Regions from separate parts of the Homo sapiens genome. Here region 2 is linked to region 1. Evidence: read pairs that join two places in POLR2A ChIA-PET (ENCODE). Cell type or tissue: endothelial cell of umbilical vein. All regions are shown on one strand. Links, peaks and the distances in the headings refer to the core of each region. The heading gives the core; the rest is flanking DNA. Region 1 overlaps PCCA (propionyl-CoA carboxylase subunit alpha). Region 2 overlaps PCCA (propionyl-CoA carboxylase subunit alpha).

Region 1 (7,253 bases), core at 756-3,255:
CTTGGGCTGATGCTGTCATGCATGTACCTGGCCTTCTGCACTAACACATGAGATATGTATGTACAAAAACATGTGCTGACATATAGGTACACAAACAGGGATACATGTCAACATAAACTTGGTCGATCACTTAGAAATTCTTAACCTTGAGTTAAAATGAAGCCACTTAAGTCACTGGAAAAGTCTACCGTTCATCTAAAACCTTGAATAAGTTCTAAGAATTTAAACAAAACTTTGGCCACATCTGCTGCTTTGATGTCATTTTTTTCTCATAAAAATTAAGTATCTTCTAAATGCACTTCACAATAGTTTCTTTATCATGACATGTCATATTTCATACACTCTGACACAGGAAAAGGTCAGTGAACAAACGAATTATCTTCCCATCTTCAACTACACTAATTGAAGGACAGGACTTAGTCATTATAATAATCTTGAAGCTTATCATAAGCAGACAATGCCATAGTCTTAAAAAAAAAGCTTTGTAAAAATAAACAGATGGCACCCATAATTAGCTTTGTGCGTGTTGAGTTTGCTTACAGTTTCAACAACATTTTAAGACATTTTGACATAATTTTAATGACAAATCATCACTAAAATAAGCATCAACCCTTCGTAAATGTGACACTAAATAAAGATCTTATTAGGTAGTTTAAAATATGTATTTTTGAAAGCAAATTATGATTTTGTAAGAACCAAGACTCTATAAGATAAATACAATAAGAAAGTAACTAGCAAAAAAACCCTCTATTATTACTAGAAACCAATCTCATGTGAGAAAGCATCTCAGCACTCTACTCAAGAGGTGAACCTGGATGGGTGTGGCGCTTCACGCCTGTAATCCCAGCACTCTGGGAGGCCAAGACGGGCAAATCACTTCAGGTCAGGAGTTTGAGACCAGCCTGGTCAACATGATGAAACCCTGTCTCTACTAAAAATAAAAACAATTAGCCGGGTGTGGTGGCACATGCCTGTAGTCCCAGCTACTCAGGAGGCTGAGGCATGAGAATTGCTGGAACCCAGGAGAAGGCTGTAGTGAGCCGAGATTGCACCACTGTACTCCAGTCTGGGCAACAGAGCGATATTCCATCTCAGGAAAAAAAAAAGAGGTGAACCTACCACGTGCCAAGTGCTTTACATCAATACTATTCACACATCCCTGATAGGTGAAAAGACAATTTCAAAAGTTAAGTGAACCATTCAGTTTCCTCTTTCTATGACCAGTGCCCATATAAGTACATACTATATACAAGGCAAATAAATACATATTGAATGAATGAACAGCAAATACAGAGTCACATCTATGGTAAGTGGTCACGATGGAGTTGGAATTTATCTCACTAAAGAGATGACATTATCTTCCTGATCTTCCTGACAGTAATGTATATGAAAGAAATGTATGTATAAAAGTATATGCAATGGCTATACAATTATGTATACATGTCTTTTAAAAAGCATATTACTATGAAGGTTTCAAGATCCAAATTTATTGTGTCTCTGCTTCACCTTTGAAGAGGGATCTTTAACTGTGTAGGAAAATAAGTACATCAGATCCACTTTGAATGGGATCCAAAAGTGGACCCACTGTGTTCTAAACTTAAGTCATATAACAGAGCCATAACATTTTACAATCTAAATTAGGGAGCTACAAGTAATTCAAATTAGAAGCAACTAAGCAGATAACTAAAATAACAAGCTGCTAAAGGTAAAATCCTTACTAACAGAAATTTTAAAAAACATTTACCTTTTGACAAGTACTGCATAAGTCCACAAAATAGTCTAACTTGCTTCAATTTTCCAGGTAAAAGAAATTAACTTCTTTAAAGTAAAACTTATAATTTTAAACATTTTTGAAAGAAATCCTTCTAAATACATAGGATTCCAAAGCTACTCCACAGGATATGAAGCATTTCCTTTAGACTGTGTTATTACCAGAAATCTTATAAGCACAACATTGCTTAAATAATCACAAATATCCCCCTATTCCCAAGTGCTTAGCAATGGTTTCTCTCTGCAAGTTAAGCTCAATACTTAAGTGATAGAACAGGGTTATATAAAGGAACAAAAGGACGGAAGGAAGGACGGAAGGAAGGAAGGAAGGAAGGAAGGAAGGAAGGAAGGAAGGAAGGAAGGAAGGAAGGAAGGAAGGAAGGAGGGAGGGAGGGAGGGAGGGAGGGAGGGAGGGAGGGAGGGAGGGGAGGGAGGGAGGGAGGGAGGGGAGGGAGGGAGGGAGGGAAAAGATGGTTAACTTGATCAAAAGGTTATAAAAATAAAAAAACAAAAAAGTCAAAAATTGGTGTCTGGTAAACCAACAAGTTCATCTTGTCCCACTTAGAAGAAAAATGTAACTACAGAAGTCTGATGCTAATATGCATCTGTTTTGAGGGCTATTATGTGGGGGGAAAAGGTTTCTGTGTCACTTCTATTTGGGAAACACCGGGTTAATCTCAGTTCAACAGATTGTTTAGGAAAGACTCTTGTCATTAGGATGCCCATATGTCCTGTGACTCTCCTAGAGAAGGGCCTTGCGCAGCACTTCCTCCTCCTTTTGCAAAGTACCTTTATGAGTTGCCAAGTCCATGGAACACACTTTTGGAAACAATGCCTCAAAAACATTCAAAATACAAAATGGAATTCCCTTATTGTTACTCCATCCTTACCACACAAATATTTGAGAACCTGGCTTCATATGTTTTTCCTACCCAACAGCAATGTGCTCTTTCTAAAAAGCACACAAATCAGGGATCCACCAGACAGCACTGTTTTGCATTGTTAACGTATTAGCATGTGAATATATAAATCTTGGGATTTAGTGAGCAAGAGTAAGCCCGAACCCAAAAAAAAAAAAAAAAATTCACACTCACAAAAAAGGAGTAAGCCCTACCAAGTTATAATACCTGAATCCTCAAAGACAAATTTCTCAAGGGAGTGCCACACTGCAGAGTCTAACAGTTGTTGATAAATTTATTTGTATTGGTTATATCCCTAGCTCACCATGAATCTTTTGTTCAAACAGGTACAAAAAATTATCAAATGCCATATTATAGGACATAATCGTGCCTTATAACATCTCATGCCATAATCACCCTCATGGACTAGAATAAATATGTTTAGCTCCATACACCTACGCTAGATGGTAACAATCGGCTAGCTTTTTATAGATCTACTTGCTATTTTTAGTTTTGTATTCTTAATCACCACCAAGCTGTCACTATTAGCATCGTGTCTAATACCTCTTACCACTCCCTCTTACTCATCTGTTGCTTCAAATTTATTTCCCAAAATATAACCAAGCTTGTCAAATGCAACTGTGAGGTAAATTAGGTTGTGCTTCATCTCTGAGTGCTTAATGTATCTCATTTCGGTAGCAGAATAAGCTTAGGGAAAACTAAATCTCCTTGGCACTGTGTTGTTACCTACCTCATGATTCTAAAAATTATAATAATAAACTCTGACACTGCCATTGTCATCTTCAGCCTATTCCTCACTAAATACAAACTAGGAAGTATGCTAAAGCTAGTGAGTGAAAGTATGCTGGCTATTTATAGAGTCTCAAAGTATCTCCCTATAAGATACTTTATTAAGGACAAAAGGAAAATAGAAAGTCTACAGTGTAGAAACGCCAGAGATACCTCCTTAACAAAGCCAACACCACCAATAATGGGATAAAGAGGCACTTCGTGCTACCAACATGGTGCTCATAGATGGACAGTGTCATTTCTATTCCTGCCCAGAATGCAAAGACTGAATCTAGTACATGAGAAAAGAGGCAAACCTAAAATGAGTGACATTTTATAAAATAAATGGTTTATGCTCTTAAAAAATGTTAAGATCACAACTGACCAAAAAACTAAGGATTATTCCAGATTGAGAGAGAATAAAGAGATACAACAACTAAATGCAATGCAGGATGCTGAACCAGATTTTTTTTTCTTTTACCACAAAAGGCATTAATGAGGCAACTGGGGAAATTTGAATATAGTCCCTAAATTGGAAGACAGTAATATGTTAATGTCCAAATCCTGATTTTGATTATGGTGCTATAGTTACATAAGAAAATTTACTTGTTTTTAGGAAGTACAGACATATTTAGGAGTAAAGGGCCACTAGGCCTGCAACTTACTCTGAAATGCTTCCAGTAAATACAGATATAGATAGAAAGATAAAGTAAATGTGGTAAATATGAGTGAAGTGTATTCAGAAATTACCTGTAATATTTTTACAACTTTTCTGTGAGTCTGAAATCATTTCAAAATTTAAAGTTAAGAAAAATACGTCAGGGTACGGTGGCTCACCCCTATAATCCCAGAACTCTGGGAGAAAAACCCAGGTGGATATCTTGAGCCCAGGAGTTTGAGAGCAGACTGGACAACATGGCAAAACTTTGTCTCTATTTAAAAAAAAAAAAAATACAAAAAAATCAGCCAGGCATGGTGACGCATGCCTGTAGTCCCGCTAATTGGGAGGCTGAGGTGGGAGAATCACCTGAACCCAGGAAGTCGAGGCTGCAGTGAGGCAAGATGGAGCCACTGCACTCCAGTCTGGGAAATGGGAGTGAGACCCTGCCTCAAAAAAATAAAAAATAAAAAAGTTAATAAAAATAAAAATAGTGTCCCTAGAAAGACTTGTTTTTCATATTATAAAACATTATTAAAAATAAAGACATCTGACTTGACCAACATTCTTGTCAGAATCCTCCCACTATGTTAAATAAAAATAGTTATACAATAGCAGATAGTTTGTGCGATATGTTTCCTCTGACCTAAACTTTTAAATATTTTACTGTGATATTTACCTAATAATTTCTAAAACTTTCAGGATCAGTAACTGAATAACAGGCAAGTCATCCTGAAGGTGAGCAAGATTCAAGGAAATTTTAATTATATACCTGAGTTGACTTGAAATGAAAATTAAAACTGAGGAAAATCAGTTTTAAGGGAAAAGGGGAAAAGTCACAACATGTAAAAAGAAGTCAGAAAGACGCAGTGTGTGTTAACTTGGCCATTATGAGGAGGAGGCTGATGAGAAGTATTAAAATTCCTTCAACAGTGCTATATCTGCAGCTCTAATTATTTGGCAGCTGGTAAGTAGTGGCCCAGTTGCTTAGTCAAAGCAGAAACTGCCCCTAAAAGTGTAAGGCCCACCATACCTAAGTATAACCAACATCAGTGTGGCACTTTGAAATTTACAAAATCCTTCCACACATGCACAAACTTCTTCAATACATCACTGTCATTTAATAGAGAAGGCATAGGAGATTGCTCTCAAGATATGGTGTGGTGAGAGAATGCTGAAATTTTTTGTTATCAAAATAATGTTCTTTTAAATTAACAAAATTTTAAGTGACATTTTTATTCAATATATCCTGTCTAAACTGACAGGTATTACAAAGACTTGTTTTTTCGAAAGCTATCTTTTGTAAGCAGAACTTGTTGGATTCAACTTAGCAAAGTAGTTTAGTATGATTACCCACTGAAATATGAGGAAACTGTCCCATTACATAAAATTCAGTTTCATAAGTGTTTGGCATAATAGGCCTCTGTCTTTGTAGTTTGTTGCTATTCCAGCCTGAAAGGATGGTCAATGCCATTATTTTTGGTTCTGCTCTGTCTGTTCAGAAAGATTCTGCTCTTTCTGTTCACGGAACAGAATCTAGCATGTACCTACTAAAATTCTGAAGCTCTACCTCCTGAGAATACAGGATTTCAAAATAAAGATCTAAGGTTATTAGATTTTGATCCACAGCACTCAAGGATGAAAAGCATGTTGGGAAATAAGCCCCAACACATCACTCCTATAAACTCACCTTGGAAACAATGGTTATATTCAAGAGTGACAGCCTGGGTGACAGAGTGAGACTCTACCTCAGAAAAAAACAAAAAAAAGAGTTGGACTGCAGGGCTTAGAAACCAATTTTTCTCCCCTTTTCTCTGATACATTCTTCGTGCTTAGAATAGATGGATGAAGGTGCGTATACCTGTGTAGGATTATATACAGATGTGCTCTTCAGAGACATGACATTGTCAGTTGCCTGTTTTGTGCTTTTGATTTGTTTATTTTTGCCAATAACATCAGAACTATACATCAAAGTGAGTACTGGCTATTCCTAAATAGTCCAACAGCACTAAAAACTAAAAATTTAGTTTTCCAGCTCATCTTGGAAAACTAAATATGCATTTAATATCACCACTGCCAATTCATTTCTGGAACTTGTCCTTAAAAATTCACTTTGGAGCTGAAATCAGAATGTTTAGAATAGACTAACCGGTGTCAAGTCTTCATTTTGGGGGGATGGGAGATAGGATTTTTAGAACCAGTCATATTCTAGTAAGTTGTTTAAAATTTTTATATGCTATGTATACATGGAAAAAAAAAAGAGTGACCACGAAAACGGAACAGATTCTATTATAGGGTTCCCCTGGTGACCCCAAGAATAATAATCACATGAAGAAATGATAAGGAAACCATTATGGGCTGAATTGTGTACCCCCCAAAATTCGTATGTTGAAGTCCTAGCCCCACCACCTCAGAATGTGACTGTATTTGGAGACATGGTCTTTAAAGAAGTGCTCAGGTTAAAATGAGATCATCAGAGTGGGCCCTAATCCAGCATGACTGGTATCCTCATAAGAGAAGATCAGGACCCAGACAACACAAGGCACAGAGGAGAGGCCACAGGAAGACACAGGGAGTGGATGGCCACCCACAAGCAACGAGAAAGGCCTCCAAAAGAAACTGACCCTGTTGGCCCCTGGATTTTGGACTTCCAGCCTCCAGAACTTTGAGAAAACACATTTTTGTTGTTTCAGCCACCCCAGTGTATGATACTTTGTTATGGCAGCCCTAGCAAACTAATACAAAGACCAGTTTTAAAAAGTTAAACATAGATAAAAAGAGTCCAGAACTCAGACAGCAATATCATTTACAATATGCTTTAAAACAAAACCCCAAATCTAAGTGCCTGAAAAGCTTATCTATACATATCTGTATACCAAAAACTTCTTTCCTTCATTTTCTACTAAGGTTCAGTAAATAATAAGGGAGGGTATAACACATCCTACCTTCTATCCTCAGTTTCCCAGAACAAAACATGCCAAAACATCCCAATTCTGGCTCACTCTAAACAGCCTGAGAGCCCTGGCCTCTATCATTTTAAATACAATCAAAAAGGTCAACATTTGCTCACATCCAAAATGCCCCTTCTGACAAGAATGAAATTTTACAATTAGTTAGAAATCCTTTTCCCAATAATT
Region 2 (7,253 bases), core at 2,212-4,711, 210 kb before region 1:
TCTAAACTGCTTGCTTGTTGTATAAATCACTGTGCTAATTGATGCAGAGATAGAAATGTAGCCACAGGCGAGAAAGCAAAGGAATGAGAGCTGAAGATGGTGGATAAAGGATTATCGAGTAAAACCATATGGAGATGAGGTTCCTTTGAAACCTTTGCTTTCTGCCCATGAGCAGGATTTCTTCATATACAGCAAAACTCTGATACAAGAAAAATTAATTTTACATTCCTTTTTAAAAACACAAATTCCTTGTAGAAGTTCCGGCTGCCAGAAATCCAAATAATAGGTATGTGGAATTCATCTTAATATACATTTATAAAAACATGGAATGTGTAGTTTTCAATAGTCAGAGCTCCTCATCTGGGTTTTCGGCTCATGGGTTAATAAATAACGCTTGTAAACTATACCTGAAGCAGATGTTTCTGACCCATCCACAGGGCAAAAACAAATTCTTTCCCAAGGCTTGAAGTTGTTCTTTTAGACAAAAACAAAACAAAACAAAACAAAACAAAACAAAAAAAACACAAAACAAAAAACCCACACCACCACTATGCTGGCTTAGTCTGTTATAGACTCTAATTGTGTAGAAACATTTATTCAGGATGTGAATCCAACAGAACAGAATCATTTTCATCTACCATTAAAACAACGATTTTAACACCATCACCCAAACACTGAAATCTGACTATTCCAACTTGAGATATTCTTCCTTGTTTTTCTAAAACTAGCAAAAAATAAAAAATAAACAGAAGCAAGTAGTAATTTAAAAGCTTCCGTTTTAAAATCTCTGAATGTTACTCTTCCCTTTTAAAATGTCTTGTTCTGCACTCAACAACTCTTAATAGGGTAAAAACGAGTGTCTCAAAAGCGCACATATAGAAATCAAATGTTACGTCCCACAAGTCAAACCGTCCGTGATCCACAGATAAACGTGCCCCTGGAAGTTCATCATCAAGTACATGTGTCCTGAGTACATGCTCACGTTTTCTCACTAGCAAGGCAACACTGAGGCGCAGATTAGTGCTGTGGACCTTCTCACAAATTCAGCTGCTTAGTAATTAGCACTGTTACAACATTTTACGCAGAGAACAAACGCATAGGGTCAGTTAGCAGCTCCAGTTCTCAGCGTCACGGTAACAGTTAACATATCCGTCTACTGGCAAGTGCACATTTGAGAAACACTGTATCTTTCAGCGTTGTGAAATATGAACACCACACTAACTTGCAAGAAAATAAAACAATGTTTCAAGAAACTAGCAAGTCTAGTTCAAGTTACCAGGACTGAAACTTGGGAGGGGAAAGTCCAGAGCTGCTTTTTTGGGGGCCACAGCTGTCACCTTTCACTGTACAGAGTGGCCCTTATTATACGTCTGACTGCTGAACTAAGGACACCTGGATCGCAACTGCAAGCGTTTACGGTTTAGGTTATTATGCTAAATAATATTAAAAACAAACAAAATCCACAAAGAAACATCAAGGACTCTCAGGATGGAAACCAACGTCAGCACAATAAATAGCCTGAACCCCCCACCCCAAGCATTAAGGCAACACAAATAGAAAGGAGAAAAGATGTGGAGACAGTGTAAAGCCCTGCCTCCTGGGCATTAATCACTTGTTTAGACCTTTTTACACTAGAGCCTTACAGCCTGCAGCCAAAACCAACACGCCTCAGTGAAGCTGGTGTTAACAGAAGAAAATATATGGTTTCTGACATTGCATCCCAGTTCCTCAACATTTGCTCCAACTGAAAAAGGCAGTTAAACACAAAGTAAATCATCCAGTTAGCCTGGCTGTTTAGTGACACACAATTGATAATGTCAATACATTGCAGCGACATAATGCGTCACTTTCAACACTCGTCCGCTGCCATTTATGAATCAATCTGTACTCAAGGTTTTGTTGTGTTACTGGTAGGTGGTTCTTGGAGTTAAGTCGTTTACTGGACCAATGAATGTGCCACAAGGAGGCTCAACGGCAGTGAGCAGCAATCTCATTTTTCGAGGGAAAAATTAACACAAATAGGAGTGGGAAGAAAATCCCAACAAAACAGAAGAATAAGAATATCTGAAGCCCATTCAGCAACTCATTTTTCAAACATCCTGCAAAAATGGGGAGGGTTTCCTTAGAGAAAAGAACCATCTTAAGGCTAATCATCAACAGCATTGAAGGAATGGGTAAGACTGTGTGTATCTCGGGCTTGCTTCCGAAAGATGATCTCTCCTCTGGAGGGAAGAATATGGGGTTGTCAATAATACAAAAATCTAGCCTCATCCTTTGTTCTGTCTTGTTTTTGTAACTGGAAACACAAGGCTCATTCCAGTTATACTGTCCTAAGATGAGCAACTTAAAAAAAAATAGTGCCAAAAATTAAATTGAAAATTAAACACTAGGCTGGGTGCGGTGGCTCACACCTATAATCCCAGCACTTTGGGAGGCCAAGGCTGGAGGATCATGAGGTCAGGAGTTCAAGAACAGCCTGGCCTACATAGTGAAACCCCGTCTCTACTAAAAATCCAAAAAATTAGCCAGGCGTGGTGGTGGGCGCTTGTAATCCTAGCTGCTCGGGAGGCTGAGGCAGAAGAATCGCTTGAACCTGGGAGGTGGAGGTTGCAGGGAGCCGAGATCGCGCCACTGCACTCCAGCCCAGGCCACAGTGCGAGACTCTGTCTCAAGAAAAAGAAAAGAAAAGAAAGAAAATTAAACACTAGACCCAGCACTCAATAACAGAGAGGATTTATTTCTTCCCTTGTGTTGCACTGAGGTTACCTTGTAATCTGAATCACTTGTATCATAAGAGAGGCCTAAAACTGATGTGGCGGGAAAAGAGCTAGCGTCTAGGAAGCTGCCCCATTCCTAGTCTTCTAAGAATTCCGAGGTGGTCTCTGATGGGCAGGAGGGCACTGAGAAGTCCTCAGTGGGTTTCCCAAGGAGCAAGTCTGTTAATGACAGCAGCCTACCTGGAGTGTGGCGCCATAGTGCCATGTGTGCAGGTGTGCCCATGATAAAGGGGGCCCAGCCTCTGCCTGGCCCAAGTGCCCCCAAGCTGTCTAACAAGTAGGTGCATATGCCACAAAGGCAATTTGCTGGAATAAGTGGCACTTTCACTTCCACAAAGGCAAGTCCATTTACAATGAACTGTACAGAATGCACAAAATAGAACATGTGCATTCTGTTTGATCAGGAGTCTCTGTGACACATTACGACTATAATGAGTCATTTTTTTCTTTTTACTCAAGAAAAATATTATAGATCTTTGAAAGCCATGTACTCAATTATATAACAATACCAACACCTGTTAACAGTACAGGCTGTTTCTATTCTGTATCTCGAATTGTTTTATGTAATTACGAATTTATAAGGTATTTGGTAAACCGGTAAGAAAGTACCTTTTTAAAGCACTGTATAATTTGGGGTACAATGAAGTGTTCTCTTAAAAATCTATAATTAGGGCAGCATCAGCTTACAGAAAAGTAAAGGAAATGTTATAAAAACACAATTATGTAGATAAGCACCGCGGTGAGGAAGTGTACCATTTCACGACGGTGCCCAACCCTCTTCCTTTTTCTCCTCCTATCTGAAATGCTCTTTGCTCATATCAAGTTGAAGTCATGCTGTCAGAATGAATGACCTTTGGGGAAAAAAGATGGGGAGCTCTGACTTCCCATGTAAGTCCTCAGTCCCCCCCAGGTTGGAGCACCTGGGAAGTGTTCTAATGTGAGGGGCTTCAACAACAATCTTGCCTTTACAGGTTTTCTTAAATATTTTTACTATTATGAATTCACTGAAGAAACTCAAAATTCAAAATGCCTAAATGCTGGCTTTATGGGACAGAAATTCAGAAACTAAAATACAGAAAGGCAGAGTAAACGAAAGTAAAGATGACTGTGATACTGTGAGGTAGACCGTCGGCCAAGAAAACTGAAGCAGAAAGCAACTGAAACCCCCGCCGCCCCCGCCCCCACCCCCGCCCGCGAAGGTTTCTGGTCTGAAGTAGCAGAAATGAGCGCTGGTAGGGGGGTTGCCTAAGAATCTTGGGGTTTACAGTTCTGACACATCCTAGACGCTGAGCCAAGGAGGACTGCTGGCACCCTCATGCTGTGCTGTGTACAGAACACACGATGCTGAAGGTGGCCAAGTCCTGGAGAGCCATGGGAGAAATCGGGAGACAGGGCGATGTGGCCCCCGTCCTGGCAGCAGCAGAGCATGAAAGCCCAAGTCTCTGAAGCCAACAGGCCCGACTGTGACATCCCAACGAGATGGCACCTTCTGACCAAGTTACCTCCTTCTCAGACAGATGTCAACTCTAAAATCAAGCTAATACAGGTCTTGAGTAACTGTTTTGAGGATTAAATTTACGAAGATCTGCAGCGCACCTAGCAAGTGCTCGAGAGTAACTATTCACCAGGTATTATTTCCTGTGTCCTTTCCAAACATCTCTGGTTGTTCAGAATGAAAGAGTGGTGGATTTTTTTGGGGGGGATGGGGGAGGGTGGGCAGAGAAACAGGGTACCACTCTGGCACCCAGGCATGGCTCACTGCAGCCTCGACCTCCTGGGCACAAGTGATCCTCCCACGTCAGACTCCCAAGTACCTGGGACTACAGGCAGACGCCACCATGCCTGCTTAGTGTTTGAGTATGTTTTGTAGAGATGGGGTTTTGCCACATTGCCCAGGCTGGTCTTGAACTCCTGGGCTCAAGGGATCCGCCCGCCCCAGGTTCCCAGAGTGCTGGGATTACAGGCATGAGTCACTGCACCAGACTGACACTGGTGGATTTTATTTTAAAATCATGTATTGTAGGACATCTCAGATTAACTTCTAATTGTTGGAGTTCTAGCTCTATGCTCTCCATGTTTGAGAGCAAATAGATTACATTCTTCAAACATCACATCTGGCTCTAAAATCAAAGAAAGGAAGTTGATTCCGTGTTCAGAGAGGTTCCCAGGCATGCAGCGAGGGACCCCACGGTTGTCTTTTCCTTAGACAGTTAAAAGCATAGTGAATTAGAGAAACAGTTTGGTTAATTCATTCAAAAACCATTTATCGAGCATATCTGGGCAATGTAAGAATACAAAATAAACAAGAAAAAATGGCTCCTGACCTAAATACCATAATCTGGCCAGAGGGAAAAGACATTCATGAATGACACAATATAAACGTATTCAAGGATTACTAAGAATGTGATCAATATGAGGTGGGCTTTTTTATTTTAGCCCCTCTCTTACAGAAAATCTCCAGGCTGCGAGGCAGCAGAGAGTAGTGGTTTACCATTTAGGATCTGGAGTCAGAATACTGTTCCACTTACAAGCTTGGGAAAGGTCGACTTTCCATGTCTCAGATTCCTTCTTTATGAACTGTGGATCATAACAGTGCCTGCTTCTGTGGAAAGTAAGTGAATTCTTTTTTTTTTGAGACAGAGTCTCTCTCTGTGTCACCCAGGCTGGAGTGCAGTGGCATGATCTTGGCTCACTGCAGCCTCCGCCTCCCAGGTTCAAGTGATTCTCCTGCCTCAGCCTCCCGAGTAGTTGGGACTACAGGCACGTTCCACCACACCCAGCTATTTTGTATTTTTAGTAGAGATGGGGTTTCACCATGTTAGCCAGGGTGATCTCAATCTCTTGACCTCTTGATCTGCCCACCTCAGCCTCCCAAAGTGCTGGGATTACAGGTGTGAGCCACGGTGCCCGGCCAGTAAGTGAATTCTTGTATGAAGAAGCCTCAGAACACAGAAATGTCATTAAGTATTTAATAGCCATCATTACCACTAATTGCTGTCATTAAAACATGTCCACAGATGGACAGAAATCTTGGGCACAGTCACTGAGAAGACACTGGAGGCTGTCTGGGTGGGTCTCGAATTCAACACACAGGGATCTAAATCGCTCTCACGCCCGCGTACACGCTCTCAGATGCACAACAGCCATGCACCTCAACTCTTCACGCTGACTCTCTCCACTGGAAGTGTCCTCTGATCATATTCTTAGCCTAAAAATTTGGCCTTCTATTCAATTCTCATATGAACATTCTCCCGACTTGGAACGTTGTCCTATCTATGTGGATCTGACTATAATCTTTCCCCAGACTTTAAGACTATGTTGCTAATTTCTCATGGCAGAAGAATTCATATTTGAGGAACCTGAGATTTTATAAGAAAATGAGAATCAGGGGACTGAGCAAGTGAAATTTGACAGCTCTTATAAAACAATGTATTTTATGGAGTTAAAAATAGTTATAGGCTTATTGTAACAAGTCCAATGGTAAAGAGGTGTGTAAAACAATTTACTAATCCACCCTCTCACATCTAATCCCACTCCCCTTCGGTAATGTCAATTTTTATTGTATATCTTTTACTCACATGAATCTATCAAAATATAAACATATATGTATACTACAAATACATTTAGCCTGGGTAAAATGAAACACTGAAGACTGCTTATTATTGAGGATCTCACTCTGTCACTCAGGCTGGAGTGCAGTAGTGTGATCACAGCTCACTGCAGCCTCAACCTCCTCAGCCCATGTGATCCTCCCACCTCAGTCTCCCAAGTAGCTGAGACCATAGGCACATGCCACCATGCCCGGCTAATTTTTTTTTAAATTTTTTGTAAAGACAGAGTTTTGCCATGTTGCCCAGGCTGGTCTCGAACTACTAGGCTCAAGCGATCCATGCCCCTCAGCCTCCCAAAGTGTTGGGATTACAGGCATAAGCCACTGTGCCCAGCCCACAGCTCATTTAAAGAGGGAGAGATTTATGATCTTTGGCCATTCAACATCCTTGACTCACTGTAGACTTTTAAACACAAGATGTTTAATACAGAAAAAACTTTATTTTATTATAATTTCTTTTTTGGGGGGGGATGGAGTTTCGCTCTTGTTGCCCAGGCTGGAGTGCAATGGCGCAACCTCGGCTCACCACAACCTCCACCTCCTGGGTTCAAGTGATTCTCCTGCCTCAGCCTCCCGAGTAGCTGGGATTACAGGCACGCGCCACCACACCCAACTAATTTTGTATTTTTAGTAGAGACAGGGTTTCTCCATGTTGGTCAGGCTGGTCTTGAACTCCCGACCTCAGGTGATCCACCCACCTCGGCCTCCCAAAGTGTTGGGATTACAGGCGTGAGCCACTGCGCCCGGCCAGAAAGAACTTCAGGTAAATTATTTTTCCTCGTACCTGCTTAGCTAGCTTATCTTAAGCATGGCTGTGCTGAGCCTCTGTCAACAGGCAGCCTCTGCCCAGGACAACTCCAGACAAC

Evidence for each region. Peaks named below come from ENCODE experiments on the same cell type or tissue, not always from the same donor. Only the 100,000 strongest peaks of a DNase experiment are listed, where the experiment ranks them.
Region 2: POLR2A ChIA-PET joins it to region 1 with 5 read pairs; 3 of 35 experiments call an interaction of 5 or more read pairs at or near these places.

What each region holds. Positions count from the first base shown.
Region 1 is chr13:100,293,574-100,300,826 of GRCh38, reverse strand. The region is part of intron 12 of PCCA (propionyl-CoA carboxylase subunit alpha); the gene reads right to left. Among named protein-coding and RNA genes, the nearest start is that of PCCA-AS1, 180 kb to the left of the region's middle. In endothelial cell of umbilical vein, for the core only: no CTCF peak of the experiment used is centred there; DNase peaks (open chromatin) are centred at 1,906 and 2,516.
Region 2 is chr13:100,503,092-100,510,344 of GRCh38, reverse strand. The region is part of intron 21 of PCCA (propionyl-CoA carboxylase subunit alpha); the gene reads right to left. Among named protein-coding and RNA genes, the nearest start is that of PCCA-AS1, 26 kb to the right of the region's middle. RefSeq lists enhancers at 1-437, 438-1,056, 7,215-7,253. In endothelial cell of umbilical vein, for the core only: no CTCF peak of the experiment used is centred there; a DNase peak (open chromatin) is centred at 3,534.